Regions from separate parts of the Mus musculus genome. Here region 1 is linked to region 2. A link is a loop called in an ENCODE intact Hi-C map of the cell type or tissue named here. Cell type or tissue: left cerebral cortex. All regions are shown on one strand. Links, peaks and the distances in the headings refer to the core of each region. The heading gives the core; the rest is flanking DNA. Region 1 overlaps Cuedc1 (CUE domain containing 1). Region 2 holds the start of Cuedc1 (CUE domain containing 1).

Region 1 (15,053 bases), core at 5,195-7,694, 89 kb after region 2:
CCAGGCTTCCTTCGGGCCTGGGCTTGGGATAGAGCCTGGGGTCAGGGCAGCCAGGCCCTTGGTCCTCTCCTGTCCTGGCTGCTTAGCACAGACACACCTTGTCTGGGAAGAGAGGCCCCATAGAACCCCTTGGGAACAAGACCCTAACTCTGGGCTCCATCTGTTCAAGCTGCAGCTCATGGGGATGTGTGTGTGTGAGTGTGTGTGTGAGTATGTGTGTGTGTGAGTGTATGTGTGCGTGAGTGTGTATGTGTATGTGTGTGTATGTGTATGTATATGTGTGTGTCTGTGAGTGTATATGTGTGTGTGAGTGTGTATGTGTGAGTATGTGAGTGTGTGAGAGTGTGTGTGTGTGTGAGTATGTGTGTATGTATATGTGTGAGTGTGTGTATGTATATGTGTGAGTGTGTGTGTGTGTGTGAAAGTGTGTGTGAGTGTCTTAGTACCTGGGCAGGAGAGCAGCAAGATCTAGAATTTATAACAAAGTACCAGGGGCTCCTCAATGTTCCCTCCCCTTTGCTGGCTATAGTTGAGCCAGAATGTGAACTCAGACCTGCTTATTGTCCAGGAATCTCAGGGAGCTCCCGCCTCAACAAACGAGGACAGAACGGGCTGTCGGCAGGCTACTTGTCTGCTGTTGGGGGTGTGTGGGGTGTGATCGCTATTATTTAACAGTCCAGCACTGTGCCAGCTAGGGACATAGCACAGAAATGTCTGACCCCACCCCCACCCCCCACCCCCCAGTCTGTAGGGGACATTCAGAAAGTCCGTATGTAAGTCTGCAATGTTGACTGGCTGCCTTCCTTCTTGGTCTGCTGTTTCCCTCGTTCAGCAGAATGCATGCCTGCACCTTTGTTCAGAAAGCGGTGTAGGCACTGGATACTCTGAGCAAGATCTCCATCTGCCCAAGGGCCTGGGATGGGCCAACAGAGCTATGGCTAAGCCTGACTATGCCCTGCTCTCCTTACCTCTCATCCCCCAGGATTGATGTCCCAGGCTCCGGACAACCTGCAAGCCAGAGACGCTACAGAAACTGGAACCCACCCCTGCTGGGCAGCCTCCCGGATGACTTCCTCCGAATCCTTCCCCAGCAGATGGACAGCATTCAGGTAAGAGGCTGCCCTCGAACCTCCACCCTACCTGCCTGCCTGTCCAGCATCTCTCCTGGGCTACATCTGTCATGGTCTGTACCAGCCAGTTTTACTTCCTGGTTTTCAAGCTCAGGCTGGGCTGCTTCTGTGGATTAGAATTTGTAAGGAAAGAAAGGCAAACCTACAGCCTCGCTTCCCGTCTGGCCTGGCTCTTTTGCTGCAACCATCACCTCAGGCTGGAGGGAGGGAAATGGGGTAGCTAATGGTGGGATTGCTGCTTTCCTTTCCATAGGCTCTTCTTTCAGAAGATGCCCCTGATATTGGGGCATGCAGCTGGCGTAGAGGGACATGTGAGACTGGGAGTCCATGCACAGGTGGCTGAGCTGTTTACAAATTGATTTTCAGGATGATTTAGGTTCCAAAAGAAGGAATGAGGTGACCCTAGGTTGGGAGGAAAAGTCCTTTTGATGTTCTTCCTGCTTCTGCTGCATGGGCAGTTCTGAGCTATCCAGTGAATTCTGGCTAGTGACTGGGTCCCGTTGGGAGGAGGGGACTACATGATGAGACAGGAGGATTTTGGGAAAGCACACCTGCGCATACAGCTGTACATGGATTTAAGTAGGTGATGTGTATGCTCACTCTTCCTCAGGGTCACCCCGGGGGCTCCAAGCCTATGAGTGGAGAGGGAGGCCCACCTCCGGCGCCAGGGCCCATGGCCTGTGACCAAGACAGCCGCTGGAAACAGTACCTGGAAGATGAGAGAATTGCCCTCTTCCTGCAGAATGAGGAATTCATGAAGGAGCTGCAGCGAAACCGGGACTTCCTCCTCGCCCTGGAGAGAGGTGGGCACCAAGCCTCACCACGCAGAAGAGAGTGACAAGGGCAGGAGCCTCGGGCCTCCCTCAGGAGGCGTCCTGCTGGATGTGGGCATGCCAGGCACTTTCTAACCTGCTTGAACTTGGGCCTCCCTGGGTCATTCAGGAGCTCCGGGTTTCAGTGCGGGTTGGGGACACCTGAGAACCCAGAGGAAGAGGGTGTGCTCACTGGGCCATTTCCCCTGCCCTGCATATCTGTTTGAGCTCAGCATTAATTAGTCTACGCTTGAGAGACAGGGAAAGAAATGCTGCCTTTCCTACCAACCTCTAGCTACAAGTCAAGGATACCATGTCTTGATCCCTGTGGACAAGGTGACTGGCTTTATGGGTGACAGAATGGGAGGGTCCTGAATGGAGGTTAGAGCAGGATATTTGCATGATCAATGGATGGGTCACCCTGCTCCCCAACCTGGCTGCTTTTCCTTTTGAGGTAAAGTTTGGAGACAGGGCTGAGGAGGTGGGCTTGTCACAGAGGGAAGGAGGGAGAGGGGAGGGAAGGGAGGGAGTCTGAGGTGTTGGGGAAGAAGGAAGCAAATTGTACTGCTGGCTTGCTGGGCTGGAGGAAGCAGGCCTACAGGCAGGAAAAAAAAATGGTGTGACTAGAGCCAGGCAGTGGTGGTGGTGGTGGTGGTGCACACCTTTAAACCCAGCACTCAGGAGGTAGAGGCAGGTGGATCTCTTGAGTTCGAGGCCAGCCTGGACTACAGATAGAGTTTCAGGACAGCCAGGGCTACACAGAGAAACCCTATGTCAAAAAGCAGAACAAAACAAAACAAAACAAAAAGAGGGGGGGCTTGGCTTGGCTGAACATGTAGCTGATACCTGCAAGCCCAGCGTTAAGGACACAAAGGAAGGAGAACCATGAGTTCCAAGAGAGCCTGGGCTCCATATTAAGACCCTAAGACAATACAATCAAATAGGTTTGGGGTCTCAGAAAGCTGCTAATTCTGACATTCCAACATTGCAAATGCTTAGTAGGTAGTTGTTTCTATTATCACAAGTTCTTCAAGAGCTGGTAGGTGTGTGTGTGTGTGTGTGTGTGTGTGTGTGTGTGTGTGTGTGTGTATGTATACTTGTGTGCTTCGGGGGATTCAGTCTCCTGCGGCCTTCAGTGTGCCCCCGGGCACCCTGGAGCTCACTTCCCTGACAGAATCTGTCTCCTTCTCCAGACCGATTGAAATATGAATCCCAGAAATCCAAATCCAACAATGCGGCGGTTGGAAATGACGGTGGCTTTCCCTCCTCTGTCCCCGGTAAGCTTGCTGTCCCGAGAGAGGGCCTGCGGGGCTCACTGGGCCCACGCCCCAACTTTATCTTCAATATTGAGAACTTAGCGGTAGAATGAGGAAACAGACCAAGGGTGGGACCCGAGGCCCTTCAGCAAGCAAGAAGGGATAGATAGATCTCCTGTGGAGTGAGATATCCCCTTCACTGAGTGGACTTAGGCTCTCGCTGTCCTGGGAGCTGTAGGTTACCTACCACAGGCTGGCTGACCTCCCAACTATTTCTGGATCTTGTCCTACCAGAGGACACACCGAACCATGTCATGTCTCTTAATAGCAACTGCGAGGACGAAGGCCGTAGAGTCTTGTGAGGTTTGTCTTAATGAGGCTTAATGCCTAATTAGTACACCAGCAACGGCAAGGCATACATGTTGACTGTATCCAGTCCACGGAGAGAGAGAGGGTGAGCTTAATCTGGGAAGGGTTCATTCACTTAAGTAGCTGCAGGCTCTCTGCCCTGAGACACCCACTGCCGTGTGTGGGAAAGAGAAATTCTGTGTATGATGTGCAAGATGCTTTAACAAGAACTGCCAGAGAAGGGGCCAGAGAGATGGCTCAATCAATGGTTAAGAGCAGTGGCTGCCCTCCCCCCCCAACCCCCGCCCCCCAAAAAAAAAAGAAAGAAAAAGAAAAGAAAAAGCCGGGCATGGTGGAGCACACATTTAATCCCAGCACTCAGGAGGCAGAGGCAGGTGGATTTCTGAGTTCAAGGCCAGTCTGGTCTTCAGAGTGAGTTCCAGGACAGCCAGGGCTATACAGAGAAACTCTGTCTCGAAAAACCAAAAAAAGAAGAAGAAGGAGAAAGAGAAGGAGGAGGAAAAGGAGGAGGAGGAGGAGAAGGAGGAGGGGGAGGGGGAGGAGGGGGAGGAGGAGGAGGAGGAGGAGAAGAAGAAGAAGAAGAAGAAGAAGAAGAAGAGGAGGAGGAGGAGGAGGAGGAGGAAGAAGAGGAAGAGGAGGAGGAGGAGGGGAGGAGGAGGAGGAGGAGGAGCAGTGGCTGCTCTTCCAGAGATCCTGAGTTCAATTCCCATCAACCATATGTTGGCTCACACCATCTATAATGGAATTAGATGGCTTCTTCTGTCATGCAGGCATACATGCAGATAGAGTACTCATAAGTATAAACAAATATCTTAAAATTCATTAAAAAAACAAAACAGAGGGCTAGAGAAGCAGGGTTTTATAGTCTCTCCTATGACCGCCTCTCCAACTCATTTCAGACTACATGTGACTTCCCTTCAGTGCCAGCAGCACTGGGGCTGACAGGCCAGAGTGAGGACTGTATTAGTAAGATGTATAGACTATAGCAGAGCTTAGATTGGGAGTGTGAACAGAGACTCTGTATTCATCCTTGGCTCCTGGACTCTGAATCTTGGGTCAGTTCCTGCTATCACCCCATATCCATATTTAAAAGGGATCAGCCGTGTGTTTTTCAGGAGCAGACCCTCCGTCCCACAGCTGAGCTGGGAAGGCAAGAACAGAAGGGTAAGGTGCCCCCGCTAATCCCAGCTCAGAGAAAGAAAATCCCATAGAACTGATTCCTAAGCAAGCAGCCAGGAGCTTAGGCCTCACCAGATGTTCAGCTGGGAGTTTTCTTGTCCTTGATTCCAAATTAACAAGGGACACTGGAGCTGCTGAACTGGATCAGAGTGACTGAAAGGGAAGTTAGCAGACAAGGTGACTCGGGATGAGCCAAGTTACAGGACGGTGAGCTGCAGCCCAAGGATCCTGAGAGACCCACGCAGGTGGCTCACTGCGTTCTGACTCTTGGCTGAGCCCTGCTCTTGTTCCCGTTCAGCATCTGGGAGGCGTTCTTGGCTCTCTGTCCTTTCTGCTTCAATTCACGAGAGTTAGGATGCACAGAGGGTCATGATGTGCTGGCAAATGGTTAACCTTCTGCTCTGGGTGCAGGAGAAGGCTGATATGCAGGCTGGGGGGATTTCCGAGACATAGATCTCCCTACCAGCTCACTTCAAACCACCATCATGGCTTTGAGGACATGGGACTGCTAGAGAGGCTGGAACCCAAGGCCAGCCAGTTTCCCATACGTGCAGCAGATCTTAAGGCTGCCCTTGTTTGCTCCGAAGAGGAAAATGTACCTTGCAAGAAAGAAGTACTCTTGCAACTTGCCTTAAACTCCTATAGCAGGGAAGAAGCCGGGACTTGTTCTGTAATAAGAGAACAGACAGAAACAGGGATGGAGGGTATCCTCTGACCTCCTTCCCTAGAGCCTTGGCCAGGTGCTCACTCTATCTCTTAGTGGGACCTCGGAGACCCAATGGGCCTGGTCCCTCAGCAGGTGTCTCCTCCTTCCAGGAACCAGTGAAACCAACCCCACTGTGTCAGAAGATGCCTTATTCAGGGACAAGTTGAAACACATGGGAAAATGTGAGTCTTGCCCCTTTTCCCCTCCTTGTCCCAGCTCTCTTGAGGCAGGCCCTGTGGCCTCATGAGAGGGAGAGAGCCCCCCCTTCCCCCCCCCGGAAGATTTTTAATGCTATTGACTCTTGCTGAACTCCGGGTGACATTTTAATCACAGGCTAGCTCCCTCAGCCTTCCTGCCTTACTTTATTCTGCAGCTGAGTCTGGAGACAAATTAAGTTTAAATCCTCTTGAGCCAGCTGTCTGTTGGAAAATAATGTGTGTCGGTGTTCACATTCTCTGTGGCGTGAGGACTTGGCCGAGACTGGAGTCACTGGCTGAGTCTGCTTTCTGTGGGAATGGCAGACATTTTGGGATAGGGGAACCTCGCCCCACTGCCCGCTTTTTTTTGTCATCCTCCCGTCTCCAGTCTCATAGACCCATAACCAGCGGGGATGAGGCTGGAGCCTTTCAAGGTTTTATTTCAGGGAAAATTTCCGATGACTCATGGAAATCCTAGGACCAACTGTGGAGGTGGCTGGGGAGGGGCGGGAAGGCCGTGGCAGCCAGCAGCGGGAAAGAAAGCCAGGAGCCGTGGTTGTGTGGTTGTCCGCCTCTAGGGAAGGAATACCCGGATCTTGGTCTGGAGGCAGGCTGCTGTGTACTTGACGAGTGCTGGCCTGTGCTGCCCCCGGAGGCCGACCTGGGATGGCGCACTTGCTCCCTAGGTGGCACTGGTGTCTGCTGTTCCTGTCACTTTCCTCTTCCCAGTCCCCACCCAAGGGGCCTGGTGTGGCGCTCTGCCTGGCTGCCCCCAAACCTGGAGGGAAGCCATCTGATGCTCTGGCTCTCTGGAGCATTAAGGGCTCACGAGTCTTTCTGCCCCAGCTACGCGCAGGAAGCTGTTTGAACTCGCCCGAGCCTTCTCCGAGAAGACCAAAATGAGGAAGTCAAAGAAGAAACATTTACCGAAGCTTCAGTCGTATCCTTCTGCTTGGCCCTGGGGTGGGGTGGGGAGCACTGACAACAGTGATGGAGATCCCGGCTGAACCTTCCTCGGGAGTGGGATGCGGCTCTGCGGCCGCCCCTCCTTGATTTGTGAACCAGGAAACCCCGTCATCAGCTCCTGTGTTCCTTTCCCCGGGGACACCGTCCTTCCAGTGCCTTCTTTACTTTTGGCCTTAAGTCATCTGCATTTTGGGAGAAAGACATCGTCTTCCTATTGAAATCACCGAGTCTTCCCCTAATTTTACTAGAACTGGTTCATAGGTCCCTGCAGCTGTGTCTCCAGAGGCCTGCTTTTTTTTTTTTTTTTTTTTCCTCCACTTTTGGCTTTTTGAATGAAAAAAAGTTTCCCTGTCTTCACACCAAAGTTCTCATCCGTGCTTATCCACAGGGCCCTGGATATTGAAAACTGAGTAGTTGAAGGAGAACGGGGGAAATGTCACTCTCCCTGTCCCTAGTGATGGGGGCAGAGTAAAGGGGTCGGGCCTGGCTAGCTGGTCCATTGATCCCAGGAGAGGGTCCTGGAAGGGACACCATTAGGCAGTTTGGGAACGGGAGGGATAGTAGAAGCCTCTGAGGTTGGTGGGTTATCAGGACAGAGCACAGGCAGATTGAACAAGCTGTCGCAGTACCCATCCGTCTCTAGAATAGTTTTCCTGAACAGTCCGGCAGGCTGGGGGCTGCTGCATCCACAGCCAACCTCCTGGATGACGTGGAGGGCCATGCTTACGGTGAGGCAGGTCAGGGGACGTTGAAGTCTAAGTTGCTTGGGATGGGTGACCCTTCAAGAGGAGGTCCTGAGGGTCTAATATTCAGCAAGGGAGCACTCAGTCTGGGGGACATGTCAGGGGTTGGCAGACAGGTGGCCCACAGAAATGTGGTCCCTTGTCATGAGGTGCACACACTGACACCTGCTTCCCATCATCCCTGAAGAGGAACCCAGGGTGCCAGGCACTATTCCCAGAGAATGGTCCCTAGGGAATGAGGGATAGACTGGCAGACCTCATACACAGACAACCATAAATTAGAAAGGCTCAGTCTAGCATGCAGCAGTGGTACACACCTTTAATCCCAGCACTTGGGAGGCAAAGGCAGGCAGATCTCTGTGATTTCAAGGCCAGCCTGGTCTACAGAACGAGTTCCAGGACAGCCAGGGCTACATAGAAAAACCTTGTCTTGTAAAACCAGAAGAAGGGGACTGGAGAGATGGCTCAGCAGTTAAGAGCACTGGCTGTTTTTCCCTAGGGCTTGTGTTCAATTCTCAGCAACTACATGATGGCTCACAACCATCTGTAATGAGGTCTGATTCCCTCTTCTGGCATTTGGGCACACATGTGGACAGAACACTCATATCCATTAAATAAATAACTAAATAAAGATAAATACTATATCTTTTTTATATTAAAAAAAGGAAAACCAGAAGAAAAAGTAAAAAAAGGAAAGAAAGAAAGAAAGAAAGAAAGAAAGAAAGAAAGAAAGAAAGAAAGAAAGAAAGAAAGAGAGAGAGAGAGGGAAATGAAAGAAAAAGAAAGAACTTTTTACCCAGCCCCTTCTAAAGGTCATAAGGGGTCAAAAGACCTCTCTAGGCCAATCATGGATGAACCCTCAGCATTAGGCTCTTAAAGGGTCAGGAGACACCAGATACAAAGACCAGAGGGCCCTGAGGTCTTCTGGATAGTCTATCACTCCTATCCTGCTTGATAGATTAGAAAAACCAGGGCCCAGACAAGGGTGAGACTTGGCCAAGGCCACAGTGCTCAGTGGTAGAGTCAGGCCAGCGCCCAGGTTGCCTCTGCCTCTTTTACTGTACCCGCATACTGCTGCTTGCGGTGTCAAGATCCAAGCAAAGGGTCAGAGGTCAAGCAGCTCCCCTGCCCAGCCTGAGGATGGGCCCACATGAGGTTCTGCAGAGTGGAAGATGAGGCCTTTCCCTTTGCCTTTCAGAGGAAGACTTCCGGGGTAGGCGGCAGGAGGTGCCTAAGGTGGAAGAGGCCCTAAGAGAAGGACAGTAAGAGGTAAGGCTTGGGACCACAGTTTCCAGGGGCAGCTAGGGCAAAGGCCTATTACCCATCATGGGTACTTCAAGGATCCAGAGGTGCTGGGCTGGAACATCAAGTATCAGTGGCCTTTTCTTGTTTTCTTGTGGCAGGGCACATGGTTTCCCCCTGTAAACCAGCATCTCTCTATCTCTATCTCTATCTCTATCTCTATCTCTATCTCTATCTCTATCTCTATCTCTATCTCTATCTCTATCTCTATCTCTATCTCTCTCTCTCTCTCTCTCTCTCTCTCTCTATCTCTATCTCTATCTCTATCTCTATATCATCTAACCCTACTACCTTTGCACTGGTTATATAAATGAGGCTGGCTTTGAACTTCAGACCCTCCTGTCTCCACTTCCCAAGCACTGGGATTACAGACTTGCTGTCTCACTCCTGGCTTTTGTACTTTTAAGAGTTTGGTTATTTATTCATTTATTTATCTGACAAACAATAATCACGCCTGCCTTCGACAGATGCCCTGACCAGAAAACCAAACCGGCTTTTGACCTTGAATAGTTTGCAGCCCCACTGACAAGACATTTCCAGGACACACAGTGACTATTAAGAGGATAACGTAAGAAACACTGTGGTTGTCGTTCAGAACTGTGTCCAGTGTTCTGCTGACGCTGGATGGTCAGGGACCTGCTAAAGGTCGGGAGATGGTCCCCTGGAATGGCTGCTTCTGTCTGGAGCCTCAGGGTTGGGCTGTCTCTCCTCCAGGCTCCTCTCTAAACTCATGGGGGGGGGGGTGTACCAGGGAATGCCAGTATCTCCTGCAGGACTAGGCATGCGTGCGCCTCTCCAGGTGCCTCTGGAGCCTCAGGGTTGGGCTGTCTCTCCTCCAGGCTCCTCTCTAAACTCATGGGGGGGGGGTGTACCAGGGAATGCCAGTATCTCCTGCAGGACTAGGCATGCGTGCGCCTCTCCAGGTGCCTCATCCCCCAGTGAGAAGCTGTTCTCCCATCCACCTGCTTTGCCTGCCCAGCTGCTCTCCTGCTCCCCACACTCAGCATCTTTTCGGCTTTCTTGAGCTGTGGTGCAGCAGTTTTGGCCCTGTTTCCACCTACAGAGGAACAGATGTTCTTCCTATAGTAGTTGTGGAGATGACATAATCCAGGCAACAGAGGGCATGGTCAGCAAAAGCAGGCACCGCCTTCTCCCATCTTGTCCCCCTTCCACATTCTTCTCTCCCTTCAGCTCTCTTCCATGCTTTCCCCGGATTCCCTCACACACAGAGCTGCACCCCAGCAAGGGCAACTAGGGAACTATCCCCACCTGTGCCCCTTCTGCCATCCCACTGGTCCCCAGGGAAAAGGCGGTCCTCCCAAAGCCAACTCATCTTGGATCATGCTCATCACTTTTGAGCTTCCAACTTGTTTCCCCTCCCAGCTCCGCACTGTGAAAACCAGATTGCCCAGTGTCTGTTGCAACCCTACAGGCTCCAGAAAGGGACTGAATCAAGGTGGTCTGTCACCTGCCAGCTCCAGGGCCTGCTGTGCATTCTGATGCTCCCTTCCACAGTCGAGGCCTGGTTTGCCTATCACCTCAGCATCCCTGGCTTTTCTTCTGACTCCTGGGAGCTGGTCTTCATCAATGCCTATTCATTGCTCTGCCTCTACCTCTCTTCAGTTTTCTCCCTTCCCTCTCAAAGGACCCGCCTCCCCTCTTCCACAAGAGCTGCTCTTCCAGATCTGTTGAGTCCCTGCTGCATCCTCTGGTCTCTACAGTGTGTCTGTCCATCCTGTCAGCTCACTGCAAACTAGTCTCTCCTCCCTGTTTTCTTCCTCCTAGCTTTTTCCATCAGTCTTGACAGACTACCACTCATGTCTCCATTGCCCTACCTGTTAATTCTTTTACCAACCCGCCCCCTGCTTTTTGATATTTTTCAAGACAGTGTTTCTTTGTGTGGCTCTGGCTGTCCTGGAGCTAGCTCTGTAGATCAGGCTGGCCTTGAACTCACAGAGATCAGCCTGCTTTGGCTTCCGGAGTGCTGGCATTAGAGGTGTGTGCCACCACCACCCTGGCCACCAAACACCACCTCTGTGCTTTTTTTTCCCTGTGTCTTCTGAACAAAAGTCCTATGAACTCAGTCTGGTGCCTGAGGCCCACTGAATTCTAGTCTGGGATGACTTTTCTGCCCCTTCAAATCCTCGGATTTAGTGTAGCTCCTTGAAGCTACTAACAGGACTCAGGGGTGGGGCAGTCTCCCACCTGTGAGGCCTCCCCATGCAAAAGCTTCCTTTCCACTTCCATCTCCTCCCACTCCACGTCTAGCTGCTAAGGTCCCTGCAGTTGAGCAGTGGGTATGATCCAAGGCAGAGTTCCAGAATGATCTAGAACCTCCGGCAAGAGGAGGAGGAGCCTCATATTCTCCGGTGGCGGGGAAAGCCGGTGACGGAGGAGCTCCTTTGATGAAAAAACGTCTCATTCTCTCTACTCCCCAGGTGCCAGCAGCTTCACCTTGCCAGAGATGCTCTGACTGGGTGGGGGCAACCAGAGAGCAGCACCAGTGCCCTCCAGCTGCAGCCCAGACAGACGGTGCTCGCACACCAAGGCTCAGGCTTCTTCAGCCACACAGCCCAGCCCAGCCACTGCCGCTTTCCACAGACAGGACTTAGAACTTTCAGAGCTGCTTATGATTGGAGGAGGGGCCTGGAGCCTTCGAGACAGCAGCCAGCCAGCCACAAACCCCATTTGTAGTCTGGCTCCTCTATAGGGGATGAGCAGAAATGCAGGAAACCCCCCCCCCTTTCCAGAAAGAAAGAAAGAAAGAAAGAGAGGAAGAAGAAGGATCCCAAGGTTCCAGTTAGGAACTGACAAGATGACCCATGTGGAGATTCTTTGGGCCTGAAGAGAGTTCGGTTTCTTTCCTATCTCTCCTGACCTGCCACAGTGGGTCCGATCTATACCCTCCCCCAAGCCGCTGCGGCCTTCCCCCCCCCTCCCCCCCAAGGTCTCCTGCACCTCAGCCTTGTCGGGGACTGCTGACTCTTGGCTCCAACCCTGCACGGAACTCTGGACACTTCGGTCTTGTCGGGTCCAGTTTATAGGGCTGCTTCTATTAAGGGCTGGCTGTCACCTCCAGCAGCCTCCATTTGACCCAGCCGGGATGGGGAGAGTGACCCCGGAGCTGTCGGATTCTGTTTAGGCAGGGTCTTTAGTTAGGCTGAACACAGAAACAGGTTCTAAATTTACATCACAGTGGAGTACCCCAGGGGCTGGACCGGTCCTGCTGTTTTTTGTAAGAGGGGAAGGTGCTGGAGTTTAAGAGTTGGGGTGACCCCAAATGAAAAGGTGCAGACTGACGTGCAAGTTGCCGAAGTTGCCAGCCTCGGCAGAGCGGCAAGCACCTAGAACGAGAACTTGCCGGGTGCCTCAGGTGGAGAGACCAGAGGCGATTTAAGGAACCTGCACCAACCACTGCCACGGGACGGAGGCCGCACCCGTGTCCCGCTCGCCCCACGACCTGGGAACGCGCTGACCATTTAGAGAGATCTGGGAAGTCTGGACAGGTGCGGGGGTCCTGGTTGAGAATGGGATCCGATGCGTGGGTGGTGGGGGCTGCTAAGGACTGGCAGAAAATGGGAGCCTGGTGGGCATGGGACCGCAAACGCCTCAACTCCTGCGGGTCAGTCGAGCTTCCCCGGGCTCGGAAGAGAGGTGTACGCAGAGAGTGACCAAGTGGGGAAGCGTGCGCAGCCAGTCCGGGTGGGGGTGGGGACCACGTTGGCTCCGAGCCAGGCCCGTGAACCCTGGAGAGAAAGACAGCTCCCCACCTCCAGGAGCCCCGGGAGGCTAAACTGAGCTCCAGACGTGTCTGGGCCCTCCCTGCTCCAAGGCCGGGCGCCCTCGGGGAAGCCCTAGGTTTGTGTGTGTGTCACTTTGTTATTCTTTCCCTCCAGTGTGTGTTTTTTTTTTTGTTTTTTTCCTTGGAGCTGTTTCATAGGAATTCCGGTAATAAAGACTTGGTGTTCTCTTGGTGCTCTGATGTGGCCAGCGGCGTGGGCTGGACCCTCCCTCCTTTTGTTTCCGCAGGTGAGAGGATTTGGTTTTTGGAGTCTTGCCGAATCCTTGGGTCACCTGCCTCGCTTTTCCCATCCTCTCCCCCATCTGGTTGCCTCCCCGCCCCCCAAAACACACACCTCCGCTAACCTTCACTCAAGGTTGTTTTTAAGACCCAGAGAACTCAGTCGCCCTGCACACCACCATAGGTGGTGACACCTGCTGTCTGTGTGACCTGCTGGCTTTGTCTAGCAAGCCTCCTTCCTCTTTGCCGCTCAAAAAACCAAACCAAACCAAAACAAAAAGCCACTTGCTGATTGGCGAGAAAACAGGGTTAAGAAACCCAGCCCGTTGTGAAAGCGTCAATACCGTGCTTCCCCGCATTAAACACCAAAGCAGGGATTAATGGTGACTTGGGGGTGTCACCATTAGGTGTGCATCACAGAAGTGTGCACCTTGCACTTCAAAAGGAACGCAACGGCTTAGCTTCCTCAGTCCCCCAACTCAGCTGGACTCTTTCACCTTTACGTGGGCAGGGACAGGATGCTGGCGACTGAAGAAGGAAACGGGCAATTCTCAAGGTTAAATGTCTTCCTCATGTGGAGACTTGTGACTTTTAACAGCACACGTTTCTTGTTCTGGGCTCAGAGTCATCTCGACAAGGCTCTTTCCCTCAAGGAAAGGATTTCAAGCTAGGATATAAACAACTGTTCCTGTTGCCCTGCCCTCGGGGTCCTACCTTAACCCTAACAGATACAGTTAGGCTGGTATGGTGGCATTCCTAAGTCAGGTGGCATGCTATACATGCAAACTAAGATTCTCTTCCTACCTTAGGCCAGTTATTCATCAGTGTCCGAGAACTGTGCTGTACTGAAAGGAAGCTGTAGAGCTACCTGTGTGCTTGTAGAAATGCTTGCCTTCTAGGTTCTGGAGATCTGATGCTCACTTCTGACGACACACACACACACACACACACACACACACGATAATTTTTAAATAAAAATGTTTTTAAAAGAAATGTCCCGCCAGGCGTGGTGGCGCACGCCTTTAATCCCAGCACTTGGGAGGCAGAGGCAGGCAGATTTCTGAGTTCGAGGCCAGCCTGGTCTACAAAGTGAGTTTCAGGACAGCCAGGGCTAGACAGAGAAACCCTGTCTTGAAAAACCAAATAAAATAAAATAAAAATAAAAATCTATCAAAGTTACAACAGGAAGGCATTGTAACAAGCTCCGAAGATAACTCTAATCTATACTCAAGTCTGAAAACAAGTTCTGGGCCAGGAAGATGATGTCATAGGAAAAGCACTGGCATCAGCCAGCTGAGCTTGATCCCAGATCTCACTGTGGAAGGAGAGAACCACCTGAAATCCTCTGACCTCCGAGTACATGCATTGGCATGTGCACACGAGCATACACACAATTGTAATAAACAGAAACTCAAAAAGACAGCTCCCGGCCGGGCAGTGATGGCGCACGCCTTTAATCCCAGCACTTGGAAGGCAGAGGCAGATGGATTTCTGAGTTCGAGGCCAGCCTGGTCTACAGAGTGAGTTCCAGGACAGCTAGGGCTACACAGAGAAACCCTGTCTCGGAAACAAACAAACAAACAAACAAACTAAAAGACAGCTCCCCTGGGTCTGGAGAGATGGCTCAGCAGTTAAGAGCACTGGCTTCTTCCAGAGGTCCTGAGTTCAATTTCCAGCAACCACATGGTGGCTCACAACCATCTGTAAAGGGATCCGATGCCCTCTTCTGGTGTGTCTGAAGACAGCAACAGCTATAGTGTACTTACATACATAAAATAAAAATAAATCTTTAAAAAGAAAAAAGAAAAAGACAGCTCCCAAAGCACCAAAATTATGTTTTAATTCAAGTGTCTTATGAACATTGTAGCCAAAAACGTCCATAGGTCTGAGATTTGCACTTTAGAATGCATGCATCCTCTACATCATATTGTACTTGGTTTGCAATTTAGCCTGAGAATTTGATTGTAAAATCTCAGGTGATTCTAATTTACAGGAAAGTTCTTAGAGCCATGTGCCATTTTTCCTATTAGTATAAGAAAGTCTGAAGGTGATTGTAACTACACCATAGAATGAGCGGTCTGGGAAGAGACATTACCAGGTTAAAGAGTGTGAAGACCAGACCAAGAAGTGGAGACAGCCTGTTCCTGACCACAGCCATCAGCCCTTGGACATCATGTCATCTGCACATGTTAAGCTCCTGGTGATCACATGTGTGCTCCTGAGTGTCATAAGGTGACACTCAAAGATTTCTGTAAAAATTCTGTCTGGATTCCGAGCCTGCCAGTGCCCCTGGCCCTTCACACATTTTGGCATCCCTGGGCAATGGCCTCAACTTGCAAGAAAATCATGGGATCTGATAAGCAGTGTGTACA
Region 2 (15,053 bases), core at 5,665-8,164:
CACCGGATTCTGACCTGACGGTGAATACATATAATCCTACACTGAGGATGCTGAATCAAAATGGTCAGAAGTTCAGCTGGGGCTGGAAAGACGGCTCAGTGATTAGCAGCACTGTTCTTTCAGAGGACCCAGGTTCAATTCCCAGCATCCACATGGCAGCTCACAACTGTCTGTAACTCCAATTCCAGGGGATCTGATATAAGCTCACAAAGACATGCATGCAGACAAAATAACGAATGTACATTAAAAAATAAATAAATCGCCGGGAGTGGTGACGCACACCTTTAATCCTAGCACTCTGGAGAGAGGGTCAGGTGGATTTCTGAGTTCGAGGCCAGCCTGGTCTACAAAGTGAGTTCCAGGACAGCCAGGGCTATACAGAGAAACCCTGTCTCTAAAAACAAACAAACAAACAAACAAATCATTAACCCCCCCCCCAAATAAAAGTATGTTGAAGCCATGCCTAGTGATGCAGACCTGTAACCTGGGAAACGGAGGCAGGAAGACTGTTGTGGCTAGTCTTGTCTTTTATGTTTATAACTAACTAGAAGAAACTGAATGGCATAATCTTGCAGTGAATCTTTTGGAGCATCTTTCTCAAAACATTAGATCAGAATGTTCTAGACATTAAACACACTCTGGAAACAGTTTTAATGGTTACATGGGATTCCTCCTGTATGCCCAGTCACCCCTAGGCTTTACTGAGAACCAGCTGGACCACTTGTGTGCAGGCAGGTGGAACCCAGGGTGGTCAGATTTGTCGCTACTCAACACAAAAGCACAAGGTTTTGTTGTCAGGACAAACTAGGTATGTCTTGAGGCTGGAGAGATGGTTTAATGGCTAAGAGCAATTCTCTTCTAGAGAACTTGAATTTAGTTCCTAGCACCTTCACTGGGTGGCTTTTGGTGGCTCACATCCATCTGTAACTTCAGCTCCAAGGGAGCTGACAGCCATGTCTGCTGTCTAAAGCAAAGCCATTCCCATGTAGTATATACTCACAGAAACACAAAACTAAAACTAACTAGCTAACTAACTAACTAACTAACTAACTATCAAAATCTTAGGAAAAAACAAAAAACCCAAAACCTTCCAGAACTAGTTATGTCCCATGCACCAAGAAGTGATTCCTGAGCCAGGCATGGTATCACATGCCTTTAATCCCAGCATTCAGGAGACAGAGGCAGTCAAACTCTGTGAGTTAGAGACCAATTCAAGCTATGAGAGCTGCCTCAAAACAAACAAAACAAAACAAAAACAAAAACAAAACACCAAAAAACAAAAAAACAGTCAAGTTGGACGTGGTAGCATCAATACTCAGTTGGTGAACTTCTGAATTTGAGCCCAGCCTGGTTTACAGTTGAGTTCCAGGACAGCCAGGGCTACACAGAAAAATAAATAAATAATCAATTAATCAATCAACAAACAATAGAGACAGACAGAGAGAGAGACAGAGAGACACAGAGAAAGGTTGGTCCTGGGGCTGGAGAGATGACTCACTGATCAAGAGCCAATATGGCTTTTGCTGAGGACCAGCCAGCTCACAGCTGCCCATAACTCCAGCTCCAGGAGATGCAATGCCTGTGGCCTGCAGAGGCACCAGCACTCGCGTGCACACTCCCATCCAGGAACATAATTAAAAAGAGTAAAATAAATCTTTTTAGAAAGCTGGTCCTTAGGTAAACAGTTACTATGTGTGAGAGGCTTGGAAGGCCAGTGGTCTGAGAGGGAGCAGCAACCACTTCTCTCTGGGAACTCTGCAGAAACGGACTGTACCACCGCCGGGCTTTCCCATTTCTAGGCTTGCCTACCTGGATAAAGGGACAACCTGTGCCTAACTGGAGGAGATGGTGAAGCTCTTGGGGGTATTTCTCAGGACTTAGAATAGCATCTTCCCAGTTATCCACTTAGTTATCATCCTCTAAAAGGGATAGTTTCGCCCAGCTTGTTTTTAGACACTGCTTCTCTGATTCAAATCCTCAAGTGATGTCACCGGTGATCGGCGTGTCTCCTTTGGTTTCTCCATGAAATCAGCCAAGCTGTAGAAGGAGATGGGATTACCCAAGCGACCAAGTGGTCATACACATCCTCCTCACCCCCATCCCTACCCTCCTGTCCTACCACAGGCCTTGTTAATGTCTTTGGTGGTGCTAGGAAGAAGGTCTCATGTTGGCGGGGATGATACAGTCACTTTCAAAGCCATGACTGCTTGCTCTTGTGCACTGTTAGTCCTAAAGGTGAAGAAGCATCCTGTCTTCCCTGGAGCCCAGCTGTTGGGCAACAGCTGTGCATCAGCCTCGTGCATAATAATAATAATATCACGCATAATGATAAATGCCCCAGTGGCCTGAGCTTAGCATGGACAGAGACTAGACAGAGGCACCCATCACCTCCCCTGTTGCAGTACGGGAGCAGAAAGCATCCACAGTTGGTTCTAGCACATGTAGGTGGGGTCGAGTAGGACAGGAAGGAGAATAGAAGAAAGGCACCCTGGGAAGACCTGACAAGAGGAAGGTTAATGTGGACGCTCAGCTTACCAGGTTCCAGTCAGCGATGGTGGTTTTGGACCATGAGATATCTACACCGGGGTTTCTCTTAGGATGCTCCCTGAGGAGACAAATGTACTAAGAGACGACTGAAGGGAAAGACCCACCCTCACTGCAGCCCAGATCAAAGAGAAGTCTGAGGGGAGAGGATGCATGCTAGCCTTTCTTCCTTTCTGAGTAGGTATCACTGCTGTGGAGCTCAGACATCGGCATCACAGGCCTGTCAATATGGCTTCACTCTCACCAGAGATCTTGGTGCATGTCCTCAGGACTACGGTGGCATCGCACTTCTGGGTCTGAGCAACTCCTGGGTTCTCGGTTTCTCCAGCATACAGACCACCATTTCTGGATTACCTAGTTCCTATCATGTGAATCAGCCTAATAAATCCCCTTTAACTTTTTTGATTATTTTTATCTTACTTTTATTTTTTTTTTTATGTTTTCAAGACAGTGTCTCTCTGGGTAGCCCTGGCGGTCCTAGAACTCACTCTGTAGACCAGAGTGGCCTCAACTCAGAGATCCACCTGCCTCTGCCTCCCACTTCTGGGTTTAAAGGTGTGAACCACCACCCTCTGCCAGTAAATCCTCTTCTATGATATGTTATGTAATATATAATAATACATATACATGTTTTGTTGGCCCCGTGCCTCCGTGCTCACCTTCTCACACTGTAGGCCACAGCCCCAGATTGGGTTGCATAACTGAATGCGAAGGTTACACAATTTTTGGAAATAGTAAAAGGTTTCTGAATGCAGTGACCCAAAATTAATTTGAAATCAAACACTCAATGAACCTGAGCCTTTTCTGGCAGCATTCACGCGTGTCGTATCCACGCTTCAACAGAGACTTTGTTCTGAACATACAACACACACATTTCACATCACCAATATCACCGCAGAAAACAAAAAAACAAAAACAAAATCCAGCTAATACACCCAGAATCACATTGGCTGGAATTCAAGAATATTTATTATACATTAAGAGTTGCATTCTGCCGGGCAGTGGTGGCGCACGCCTTTAATCCCAGTACTCGGAAGGCAGAGGCAGGCAGATTTCTGAGTTCGAGGCCAGCCTGGTCTACAGAGTGAGTTCCAGGACAGCCAGGGCTGTACAGAGAAACCCTGTCTCGGGGGAAAAAAAAAAAAAGAGTTGCATTCTTTATATGCAAAGTTTCCTGTTTTTTTTTTTTTTAAATAGAATCAAAGTAGTTTAATTATAGAAAACAAAGAGTTTTAATTTGTCACTCCCAAGAATGGATCAAATCACTGTTATTTGTTAGAGTGTTTGATTTTTTAAAAAAATTGCTGTTGGAGGTTGCTGACTTGACTTTCATAGACAGTATTAAATGAAACTAGGCATAGTGGCAGCGGCCTTTAATCCCAGCACTCATTGGGCATATGTGGGTGGATCCCTGGGAGTTTGAGATAGGTCTGGTCTACACAGTGAATTTCAGAACAGCCAGTGTTATGTAGTTGAGATCCTGTCTCAAGAAATATTAAGTGGATTTTTGCTTGGGATTAGAACAGATTCCAGAAATTTTTGAAATGGCCCTAAACATACCTTGCCAACTTGTACTCTGTGTTAAACATCACTGGATGCTCTTCCAGAGGACCTGGGTTTGATTCTCAGCATCCACATGATGGCTCACAACCATCTGTAACTCCAGTTCCAGGGGATCTGATGCCTTCTTTAGGCACACATGTGAATGCAGGCAAAACACCCAAATACATTAAATGAACTAGACCTTAATCAGCACAAGTAAGGGACCTGAGGCACAGAGAGTTAAGTGCCTGGCCCCAAAGTCATGTAGCAGGTTGAAGAAGTCCTAAAGTTTGGTGCCCACTGAAAACTATTAACCTCTGTGAACACATCCTAGGACCTAGTTTGTTGGAAGAGCAGGAAGGAATTGGGTGCTAGAGAAGGCTACTGAAGAAGCGTGGGGGTTGTTGGGGAAACCTTGTAGGATGGGCAATCTGTGGGGTGGGAGAAATTTCAAAGAAGCCTTAAAAGCACCTGGGGTTGTATCAGAGCCAAGAAGTGGGGTAAGCAGGAGGTTCATGGGTTTAGACAACCAGGTTCCTGCCAGGGCCTCCCACAGAGTGTAGCTCCTGGGATGACTGGGGAAGAAGGCCAGACCGCAGGAAAGAAAAGCTAGAATGAGGCTGGAACAAGTAAGAGATATGCGTCTCCATTTTAGAGGAAGTCTACTTCGGATGAGATGACATTACTAGGGCGATGGCTTGCGGGCAGGGCAGGATCAGGACAGGATTAGTTTAAAAGGGGGCATCTTGAAGTGTTGGTAGGCTTGAAGCAGAAAGGGGACGGTGGAAAGAAAGAACGGATTGGAGTTCTCTGAAGCAGGCAGGAAGTTTGGCTAGAGAGCAGGACGGGTCTCTCACCAGCTGTGGAGAGCAGAGCACAGGGGCTGGAGCCAGGCAGCAGCTGTGGGAAGAAGTAGGGGAAAGGGAAGGAAGGATGGCTACAGCTGGAGAGCAACAGAATACCCAGGAAGAGGGAGGGCAGGGACTGAGCTGGTTAGCCTCTGTGCCAAGAGGTGGCGTTTAGATGAGGGAGGAATGGTTTTGAGTTTGTTGTTAGCCTCCATGAGATCTCCAAGGGACCTGATGCTGGAGACCTGAGGCAGGCAGCAGATAAGAGGGGCTGGGTTGCAAGAGAACCTAACCTGAGCCTCTAGGTGCTCAGAGCAGCAGTAGGGGAGAGTGAAGTTGCTCTGGGTATGAGAAGCAGGGGTGGAGGTGGGGGTGGGGGTGTAGGGAGGCAGGACTGGGAAGCTGCTTCCGGAATCGACCCCAAAGGAGGACATTGAAAAGCTCACAGACAGGCTACTTCAAGGGTGACAATCACAGCGACTAGCTGGCTTTGCTAACGACTTGAATGAAAATACATTTCATAAGCATCCTAGAGGCACGCACAAACAGGAAAATCTCCAGATTGGTAGCCCCCACCCCAACCCCAAGTCCTGAAATGTCAAAGTGACTGGGACAGATTAGAGAAAGATTCTGCCAATAAGCAGAAAAGTGACAGGTGAAGTTAACACTACAGTATAAAGTGACAAACTCGATACCATCATCTAGGCTTTACTGGCCGAGAGGATAAATCCTGAGCGCTTGGTGACATCTCAGTCAGCAGCCACATCGGAGGACTTCAGAGTCAGAATTTTTCACGTGGGGTCCTGATAGTGTGAGGGTTCCCGGAAGCCGGGTGAAGGGGCATGGGCAGAGGGGCCGAAGGGAACAAGGGATTCTCAGAGGTGGGGTTTCTCCCAGGGTATCCTCAGATTCCACCTCGCTGAAGAAATTACCCTTGACAAGCAAAGGATGGAGACTCTGGGGCCTTGGTTTGTGATTTTCACCATCAGATGTCTCTTGGGTGAGCATGCCCAGACTTCTCAGCAAAGATTGTAAGTCTTCGGAAGAGGAGAGGGCTGTGTGCAGGGCTCCACACACAAATGGGCAGGCTCTTCCATCATTCCCTCTGTTCCCTTTTCTCATCTCCAAATTAGTGCACAAAACCAAACCACTTGGAAAATTAACCAGTTGATCGACCGTTTATTAAAACGTTTGTGGAATCCCTTATCGAGGCTCAGAAGCCTTTGAAGTAATGGCGAATGCTGGGTGGAGATAAGATGTTAGTGGGTGGTAACTTTGATTTTCCTAATCAACTTCACGATTTCCTCTGGCCTCAATATTACATTTTATTTCCTGAACTCTAACTCCGCAGAGCTGCCACTTTCCCACACTCCTGATGTCCCCAAGCCCAGAGAGGTTCGTGCATCTTCTACAGCCCTCACTAGTGGCTCCTCGTGTATGTCTGCAAACTCTCAGGTCAGCCTTGCATTTAGGTCCCCCTCTTTCCCAAATTTCCCACGTCTCAGGTCTCCTTGCTTTAACAACCCCTTAAGGTGCTTCCCAAGTCGGCAGAGCCCAAGCGCATCACACCGGGCCATAAAGGGAAGATCACAAGTCCTCAAGAGGAGCGGTCTGTGCAGGAATGCACAGAGGAGACTGTCCCAGTGTCCTCAGAGGCCCCTTGCCCCTTATCCCTCTCCCCTTGCCCCGTATCCTGCGCAACCGCATTGGCCTCGGGATCCCTATTCCTGCTTCCAGTCCTGGGGAGAGGGTCTGGGGGTGTCGCAGCCTGAGCCCCGCCGCGCGCGCAGCCCCGCTCCTCCCCGCGCGCCCCACTTGTGGCCCCGCCGGCAGCTTCGCAGGGACAGCTGCATTTCTCGCCGCCCGCCGCTAGGAAGCCGGCCTCGCCTCGCTTTCTCCGCCTCCCGGCGCCCAGCCGCGCCGCCGCGCCACCAAGCCGGGCTGCCGCTGCCGCCGCGGGACCGCGCCCCTCCCCCGCCGCCCGACCCCAGCGGCCCCGCGGGAGCGGACGCGCGTGCGGTGCTCGGTAAGACCCCGATTCGCTCTCGCCGCCCCTAGCGCGAGCTCGCGGGCGCCGCGCTCCACCCCGGCCCGGTGGCCCCACCTTCCCCGGGAGCATCGCCGAGGCGCGGCCGCGAGGGCCGGGCCGTCGCGAGTTTGAGTCCTCGCGCGGTGGCCAAGGCTGCCCGGGAGCCCGCGGCAGGTCCCCGGCCGCCCTCCCTCCGCCGCTGCCCGCCTCGTTCCTGGTCCTGGGCACAGGGAGCGTGCGGAGGATCCCGGGGCCGCGATCCGAGGGGTGGTCGCCGGCCAGCCGGCGCCGCGAGGAAGGGACGCGAGGCCTTGGGGAGCCTGCTCAACCCGGGTCTCTCTGCTCCCCGGTTCCCCGCTTTGTGTGGACACCCTCCCGGCTTCGCCCGGGCTTGGGGGCGCAGCCTGAATGGCGATGGCGAGGCGGGGGCCTGGGTTGGGAGCTGAACTCCTTTTAGGGGGAGGGGAGAATCGTTTCCTGCTCCCGCCGTGGTCACCGGTCGGTTCAGCCTTTTCTGGTCCCACCCGGTCCCCTGGGAGCTGCGTCTCTCCGCGACCCGGCTGGAGAAAGTTCAGAATGCGCTGTCCCCGCCCCTGCTCCCCCGCCCCTCGAACTCTGAGTGCCTGGGGCGCTGAGCTCCAGGGGGCCGGGGCTTGCCTTTATTCCTTCAGCGCTCTTGGGTTTCTCTCTGAATGGTTGGTGGCTTGCCACCCCAGCATGGGCTTGTCCATTTTCTTTCCTTAATAAAAAGTTTCAGCTTCAAGAAATTCATACTGCTATTAAATTCCTGGAGAGGGTGTTTTAAGGAAGAGAGATTTTTAGATTTCCTTTATTTGTTTGTTTATTTACTTATTGTAAGAATAGAGGGTGGGGGTGGATAATTGGGAAGATAGTGATGAGATACCCTAGAGGTGACGTCGGATAGAAGACCATGTGCCTTGGTCACCACCTGGTCCTCAGTAGCCTGAAACCCAGGAAATACACCTTGCAACACCCTGAGCCACCTGGCCCAGGAGAAGGGGTTCTGGAGTTGCTCTGGCCCTCCCAGCCCTAAGGTTCTTTACAGACCTATGGAGTTAACTATGTATGCTGTTTGAAGGCAGTGTGTGATACTAGGAGTCTCCTTATCTTATAGATGTCATCTCATTATGAAGTTTGGCTCCTGCTGGATCGAATGTGAAGTGGGACCTCCGTTTAAATGGAGGGATGGTACCTTTCTTTATGTAGCTTGGCTTGGGCCACCAGAGGTTCATCCAGAAGGTTGGATTGGAAATCACCCGTCCACACTCTCTTGCTGGATGGAGCAGGAGACAAGGAAACAGCTGGGTACAGTCTTGAAAAGCAGAGGCTCTGGGCAGTTAGGGTAGCTCAGGGTTGGTGAGAGATGGAGAAGGCCAAGTCTCAGAGTTAGACCAAGGGCCTCTTTGGGATCTGGTGAAAGCTATACCCTAACCACACTGCCCCAACATGCACAGGTGCTGGAGCATTCCTGTGCACTGCCAGGGGGCATAATATGTCCCCTTGGTGCTAGGGTTCTAATTAAGACCCCTATATTAAGAGTTTTCCGTCTAATTCAGGCCTTTTGGAGCAGATTCCAACTTTGTGGCTAGTTAGTAGATAATCCCAGGGGGCCCAAAGTAGAAATGCTGTGAGGTTCTTTCTCATGCCACTTTGAACTTGTGGCCATGGAGACCTGGAAGCTCTGGCCCAGCTCCCAGCTCCCTCCAGTTAGCTAGAGGGCAGGGGCAATTGAGGTGGCCATTCTCCCAGGACTAAGTTTGCTGTCTGTTTGGTGGGGAGGCCCTAGGTACCGTGTTAGGGCCACAGGGCTATTGAATGAAGGGGAAACAAAAGGATAAGTGTGGGTGAGTATAGGAGACGTTTTCAGGAGCCCCTGTTTGTCTTAGGGACACGAGGGGCCTCGTGGAGAGCATTCGTAAGTATGGAAGAAGAGTCTTCTTGGGGAGCCTTGGAGCAGATTTTCCCAAGAAAACAGTCAGGGTAATTTGCAGTTCTTTTCATTTCTTGAGACTTCAGAACACAAATGGAGGACAGACAAGCCACTGAGGCTCATTGCCTGTACAGTTCCAGAGACGGTGGTTCTGCTATTCTTACCCATAATGCTCTGGATGCTGGGCTGTTGGGATGCTGTGCAGGTGTCTGCTTGAGATCTGGAGGAGCCCAGGATCTTCCATGTCAGACTTCTCTGCCTCAGTACTCAGAAGTCTTCCTTAGGCTCACGCCACCTCTGATGGACCAGAGGCCCCCCCCCCTTTTTTTTTTTTTTTGGTTTTTCAAGACAGGGTTTCTCTGTGTAGCCCTGGCTGTCCTGGAACTCACTTTGTAGACCAGGCTGGACTCGAACTCAGAAATCCACCTGCCTCTGCCTCCCAAGTGCTGGGATTAAAGGCATGTGCCACCACCACCCGGATTTTGAATGTCCTTTTAATGAGGCCACTAATATTGTCTTTAAAGCCAGTCACAAACAGTAAATGCAGAAACCAGGCTTGGAAGTAGACCTCCCGTCTCATAAAACGCAACAATGGCGGTCTTGGTTTGAGTGTGGTAAGAAGTTCTGACTCCAGGGATCTAACCTGCAGCCTGCTGCAACCCGTGCCATCCAGCGCATGGGGAGTTCTCTTTAGCCAGTGAGTGTGTGTGTGGCTTGGTGTGCAGAACCATCCATTGTTTCCTTCAGAGTTCCCTAAAGTCACCCTGCTGTTACTAAGCAACAGAGCTGAGAATTTCTCAGAGCCTTGGGCTCACCTCTGACCAGGCAAGGTGAGCAGGAGCAGGAGGTGTCTGGGGTTTGCTGGCTCCTGCCATTATGACAAGTAACAGTTAGGTCTGAGGACCCAAAATGACGGTGGTCTAGCGGTCCCTGATATGGGAGTTGGAAGATGTCTTGGTGGCAAGCAAGGCTCTTGTGGCAGGGTCCACCTTGCCTTGTGTCTGGGATTTACCTTCCTGCTGAAACTCTCTCTGGCTGCCACATATTGGTGGGTAGACTCGAGATGTGAGTTGCCTTGGCTGCTCTGCTGTTTGTTGAATCCTCTCTGCTTCCAACCACCCATGTAATAAAGCAGCTAAAGTTCTCATCTTCAAAAGAGGTCACGAGGCCGGGATGCAGCCCAGTTGGTAGAGTGTCAATGTACTTTCCTAGCAGGCACAAAACCCAAGGTTCAATCCCCAACATCCTCTAAACTGGGTATGGTGGCATAAGCTTGTCATCCAAGCCTGGGGACGTGGAGGCGGAGGGCTCAGAAGTTCAAGGTCATCCTTGGCTACATAGAGAGCTTGAGGCCTGCCTGGGTTATGTTAGACCCTGCCTCAAAAAAAAAAAAAAAAAAAAACAACCTAAAAATAAAACTATTCATAAACATAGCTAGGAGGTGGTGGCTCACACCTTTAATCCCAGCACTCAGGAAGCAGAGGCAGGTGGATCTTCAGGTTCAAGGCCAGCCTGGTCTACAGAGTGAGTTTCAGGGCAGCCAGGGCTACACAGAGAAACCCTGTTTTGAAAAACCAAACCCAAACCTCAAACACCCAAACCAAACCAAACCAAACCAAACCAAACCAAACCAAACCAAACCAAACCATAAACCTATTCCTAAACAATAGATGGAGGAATTGCTTGGGAACACAACTCTCTTCTTAAAGAAAACATGGCATTGCGTTGCTATCATGGTGTTGTCAAGGATCTTCAAGTTCTTGCCTGGAAACGGATGTCTAACCTGCACTTCAGGAAGCAATCGAGCCATTTTTACTCCCATTTCTACTAAGAGATCTTCATGGTTTGGGTTGGTTTTGTGGTGCTGGATATTGGATTCAGAACTCTGTCCGTGCTAACTAAGCGCACGTCTGCCGCCGAGGTCCACTCCTAGCACCATGGCTTGCAGGATTCCCAGAACATGCTTAGACATCCCCCGCGGGGCTCTCGGTCTGACTCTGAAGCTTTCTGAGTGCTTCCGTGTCTCATTCCTAGAAGGTGTCGGAGGACGTCTCGCGTTTGCCACAGACAGAACGAGTTCCTTTGATAGTTACTGTTATTTCTGCACGTGGGCTCGAGAGCTCCGAAACTTGGTGCTGAGAAAATAATCTTTGGTTAAAACTGTAGCGGCTGGGACAGATGTGGTGTTAGGGGGAGGGGATGATAAGTGGAGGTGTACGGTTGCTGAGACGTCAGGGTGAGATAGGAATCGTGAAATGACTCAGTAGGGTTGAATGGCTTTTCTTTCAATGTTAGTGTTGGTCCTGAGGGACAAGGCACCCAGCGAAGAGTGACAGGGTAGGCAAGTGAAGAGTGATGGAGTGCCTGATAAAGGGCTTTGTATGAAGGAAGAATGGGGACTGGGATATGGTATAGTGGCTAAAGGTCTACACACACACACACACACACACACACACACACAAGTAAAAACATAATCTCACTCCACCAAGGAGCCAATCCTTCCCGTGGTCAGATGTGGTCTAAAAAGTTTGTTTGAGACAGTCTCTATAGCCCTCAGTGGCCTGGAACTTGCTGTGTAGATTAGGCTGGCCTCAAACTCAGATATCCACATGCTTCTGCTTGATGGTGTGTGTGTGTGTATGTGTGTGTGTGTGTGTGTGTGTGTGTGTGTGTGTGTCTAGGTTTAAAGAAAATTGTTAAAGATTCATTCATTGTATGTGTCTGAGTGTTTTAGCTGCTTGTATACCACTGTGCCCCATGTGGTGCTGGGAACAGAAATTAGGTCCTCTACAAGAGCAACAATTGTTCTTAACTACTGAGCCATCCCTTCAGTGCATCCTATGTGTCCTTAATTCTTGGGATGGAAAGATGGCTTAGTGGTTAGGAGTACTAGCTTTCTTATGAAACCCCTTGAAGTGACATTCATTTCTCAGGTGAGGAAACAGAGACCTAAGAGGCAGCAAGAGGCTACATAGCATGCCTGAGGTCGTGTATCTCAACGTGGCAGAGTTTGGGTATGTGGGGGTAAGGCCACTGTGCTGTACTCAAGGTCTGCCAATGCAGTGGTTAGTCCTTGGAATAGGTGTGGTAGGGTCTACTTAATGCGTTCTGCTAAGAGCTGCTGGCCAAGTGAGCTAGTTAGGCCTGACCTAGGGCACAAAGCTCACCAAGACTGCCCTGTCCTCAAGAGGCCTGCAGTCCAGGAGCAGGATAAACATGTTAGTCTAGCGTTTCAGTCACCCTGGGCAAGAGCTGTGAGGAGATGAAACTCTGGAGCCAGGGCTGTAGCTCCTGGGGGCAACTGCTGATGTAAAGCCGGGAAAACCCATGCCCAGCCCCCATTAAAAAAAGAAAACAAGGTGAAACACGGAAGAAGGGGGCAATCGCCAGTCAGAAGAGCTTCTGGAGCAGACAAGACTTGGGGGAGGGGACTTGTGCATGGAGTCCAGGTAAGCGGCAGTTGTCGTCCAGGCACTGGATCTAGTCCCAGCACGTTCCTGCTCTGAGATGCTAGTACAACCCTGTGGCAGGCCTGTGGCATGTGAGACATACTAGGTGGGGTTTTGTTCGTTTTTTGTTTTTGATCCTGTAAAGTCTTTGCCAGGTGAGGCAGGAACCCTGTAGTGTGGCCAACTTCCTAGATATATGGATACATTGGGGTTGCTGTTTGTCTTTGTGGGTTTTGTTATTTCTTTTTTTTTTTTGGTTTTTATTTATTTATTTTATTTTATTTATGAGTACACTGTCACTGTCTTCAGAACACCTAAAGAAGGCATCAGATGCCATTACAGATGGTTGTGAGCCACCATGTGGTTGATGGGAATTGAACTCAGGACCTTTCAAAGCATAGTCGTGTTCTTAACCGTGAGCTATCCTTTTGACCTTTTGTTGTTATTTTTGAGATAGTGTCTCATTTTAGCCCAGACTGACCCAAAACTTACTATATTGGCCTGGACTGGCCTTGAAGCCATACACTCTTCCTAGCTCCATCTCCCAAGTGTTGGGATTATAGGTGTAAGCTACTATGCCAAAAGTTTGAATTTGTTTTTTTTTTTTTGTTTTTTTTTTTTTTTTTTGAGACATAGTCTCACTTTGTACATCAAGCTGACCTGGAACTCACTCTGTAGCCTAGGCTGGGCCTCAAACTCCTTTTGCCTCTTTCCTGCCCTAAAGTGTTGAGATTATAGACATTAGCCACCATGCCTGGCTGCTTTTAGTGTTTCTTCTTTTTAATGATTAATTTTATTTATGTCTGCGGATGTTTTGCCTGCATGTGTGTTGGTCCACCACATTCATGCCTGCTGACTTCAGAGGCCAAAAGAAGGCCTTCTGGTCCTTGGGACTGGAGTTACAGATGGTTGTTAGCCACCATGTGGGCGCTGGAAAGCAATCTGGAACAGCTGCCAGTGCTCTTAGCTTTGGGGCCATTTTTCCAGGCTGGTTTTTGTGGTCTTCAATAGCTAAGCAACAGTCACTTCTCATGATGCCTTCGTCGAACACACTGAAGAGACACAAGTCTTACCAGCTTTGATGCTAGGAAACCAGGCTGTTCACTAGACAGAGCACCAGAGGTGAATGAATTTAAATTGCAGGGGTAGGGTGTGTGTGTGTGTGTGTGTGTGTGTGTGTGTGTGTGTGTGTGTGAAGAAGATAGAGGGAGGATGTTCCAGATAAGCTGTAATGAGCAAGAAAAGTGACTCATTGGAGCAGAGGGGAAGGCCCCTACCCCCACCTCCGAAGGGCTTAGGAAATAGGATCAAGATTCATTTATCTCTGTGGTTTAAGAAGTTCATCTGCAGACAGGAAGATGAAGTGGAGGTCCCTAGAGGTCCATGCCCACTCAGTGATAGAGGGATGAAAGCTGGAATTTTTGAGGTAGAAGGCTGCTCAAATCTGGCTTAACCTCTCCTTGTGCTATGGCGTCATTGAAGAAAGCTGTGTGACAGAGGGCAGTCTGTCCATGAATTTAGAGTCCAGACATAAATCCTACCTGCTCAGCAACTGGGACTCATGCCTTGCCTGGGTCCTCGAGACAGGCGTGTTCTCTGGGCGTGACCTGCTGCCACATAGGATGGAGTCCAAGCCTTCGGAAAAGAGGCAAGGACACAGGAAGTAACGGGACATTTGTCAGTAACTGGCTGCAGGATCATCCGCTCTATTCGAAAGACAATGTCACTTGAGGCTTCTGGGTTTTTGACTTCACTGTTTAGTCAGCTCCCTGAGCTCTGCACAGGGCCAGGGGCCCTCGGTAAACCCTGTGGAAGGAATGAGCAAACAGTAGCTAATCCAAGTTAATTCGCTGTGACCATTTACTTATTGGGCCTATGGTACAATCATTTCATGATTACTCCCACTGGCAGAAAAGGATCTTGATAGGATGAGGGGCAAGGGCAAGGTTAACAGGGCACATCTGGAGAGCCTTCTTCCAAAGACCATTAAGGGCAGGCATGTTCATGTACTATGGCTTTTTCCTCTTTCCCCAACCCCTGCTTCAGACATAAAAGGTTTCAACGCTTATGACAATCTCAGCACATTTAATAAGATAGTTACAGAAGTCTCAGAAGAAAACAGGATTGCTCTCAAAGGGGATTCGATTAAGAATAAATCAGACTGGGCCCAGTGGCACACGCCTTTTATCCCAACACTTGGGAGGTGGAGGCAGAGAGGCAGAGAGGCAGAGAGGCATAGGCAGATGGATTTCTGTGAGTTTGAGGCCAGCCTGGTCTACATAGTGAGTTCCAGGACAGTCAGAGCTCAGTTAATCAGGGAGGCATGGTAGAGCATGTCTGTAATCCATGTTGGGCCACATCACCACCCATATACAACTCCAGGGGGGCTCTGATGCCTCTGAGTTCGATGGGCATTTGTACTTATGTGCACGCACACATGCTCACGTGTGCGCGCGCGCACACACACACACACACACACACCAATTTAAGTACCTTTTTTTTTTTTTTGGTTTTTCAAGACAGGGTTTCTCTGTGTAACCCTGGCTGTCCTGGAACTCACTTTGTAGACCAGGTTGGCCTCGAACTCAGAAATCTGCCTGCTTCTGCCTCCAGAGTGCTGGGATTAAAGGCATGCACCACCGTGCCCAGCTTTAAGTACCTTTTTAACAGCAGGGCTGGAGAGATGGCTC

What was found. Peaks named below come from ENCODE experiments on the same cell type or tissue, not always from the same donor. Only the 100,000 strongest peaks of a DNase experiment are listed, where the experiment ranks them.
Region 1: a loop joins it to region 2, with 5 times the contacts of the local background. A loop is called at or near these places in 1 of 42 quality-filtered maps.

Annotation. Positions count from the first base shown.
Region 1 is chr11:88,181,499-88,196,551 of GRCm38, forward strand. Cuedc1 (CUE domain containing 1) reads left to right here. Exons shown (of 11, transcript NM_198013.3): 4 at 983-1,109; 5 at 1,741-1,933; 6 at 3,136-3,219; 7 at 5,563-5,634; 8 at 6,496-6,589; 9 at 7,285-7,343; 10 at 8,557-8,627; 11 at 11,099-12,642. The coding sequence ends at 8,624. It also overlaps a transcript of Mrps23 not described here. Among named protein-coding and RNA genes, the nearest start is that of Mrps23, 15 kb to the right of the region's middle. In left cerebral cortex, for the core only: a CTCF peak has its summit at 6,296; a DNase peak (open chromatin) is centred at 6,225; H3K4me3 peaks cover 729 bases; H3K27ac peaks cover 1,403 bases.
Region 2 is chr11:88,092,384-88,107,436 of GRCm38, forward strand. Cuedc1 (CUE domain containing 1) reads left to right here and starts at 6,763. Exons shown (of 11, transcript NM_198013.3): 1 at 6,763-6,960. It overlaps 2210416O15Rik (RIKEN cDNA 2210416O15 gene), which reads left to right and starts at 5,675. Exons shown (of 4, transcript NR_045499.1): 1 at 5,675-5,745; 2 at 5,832-5,934; 3 at 6,286-6,369; 4 at 6,479-7,724. In left cerebral cortex, for the core only: a CTCF peak has its summit at 6,786; DNase peaks (open chromatin) are centred at 6,384, 6,828 and 7,481; H3K4me3 peaks cover 1,798 bases; H3K27ac peaks cover 1,856 bases.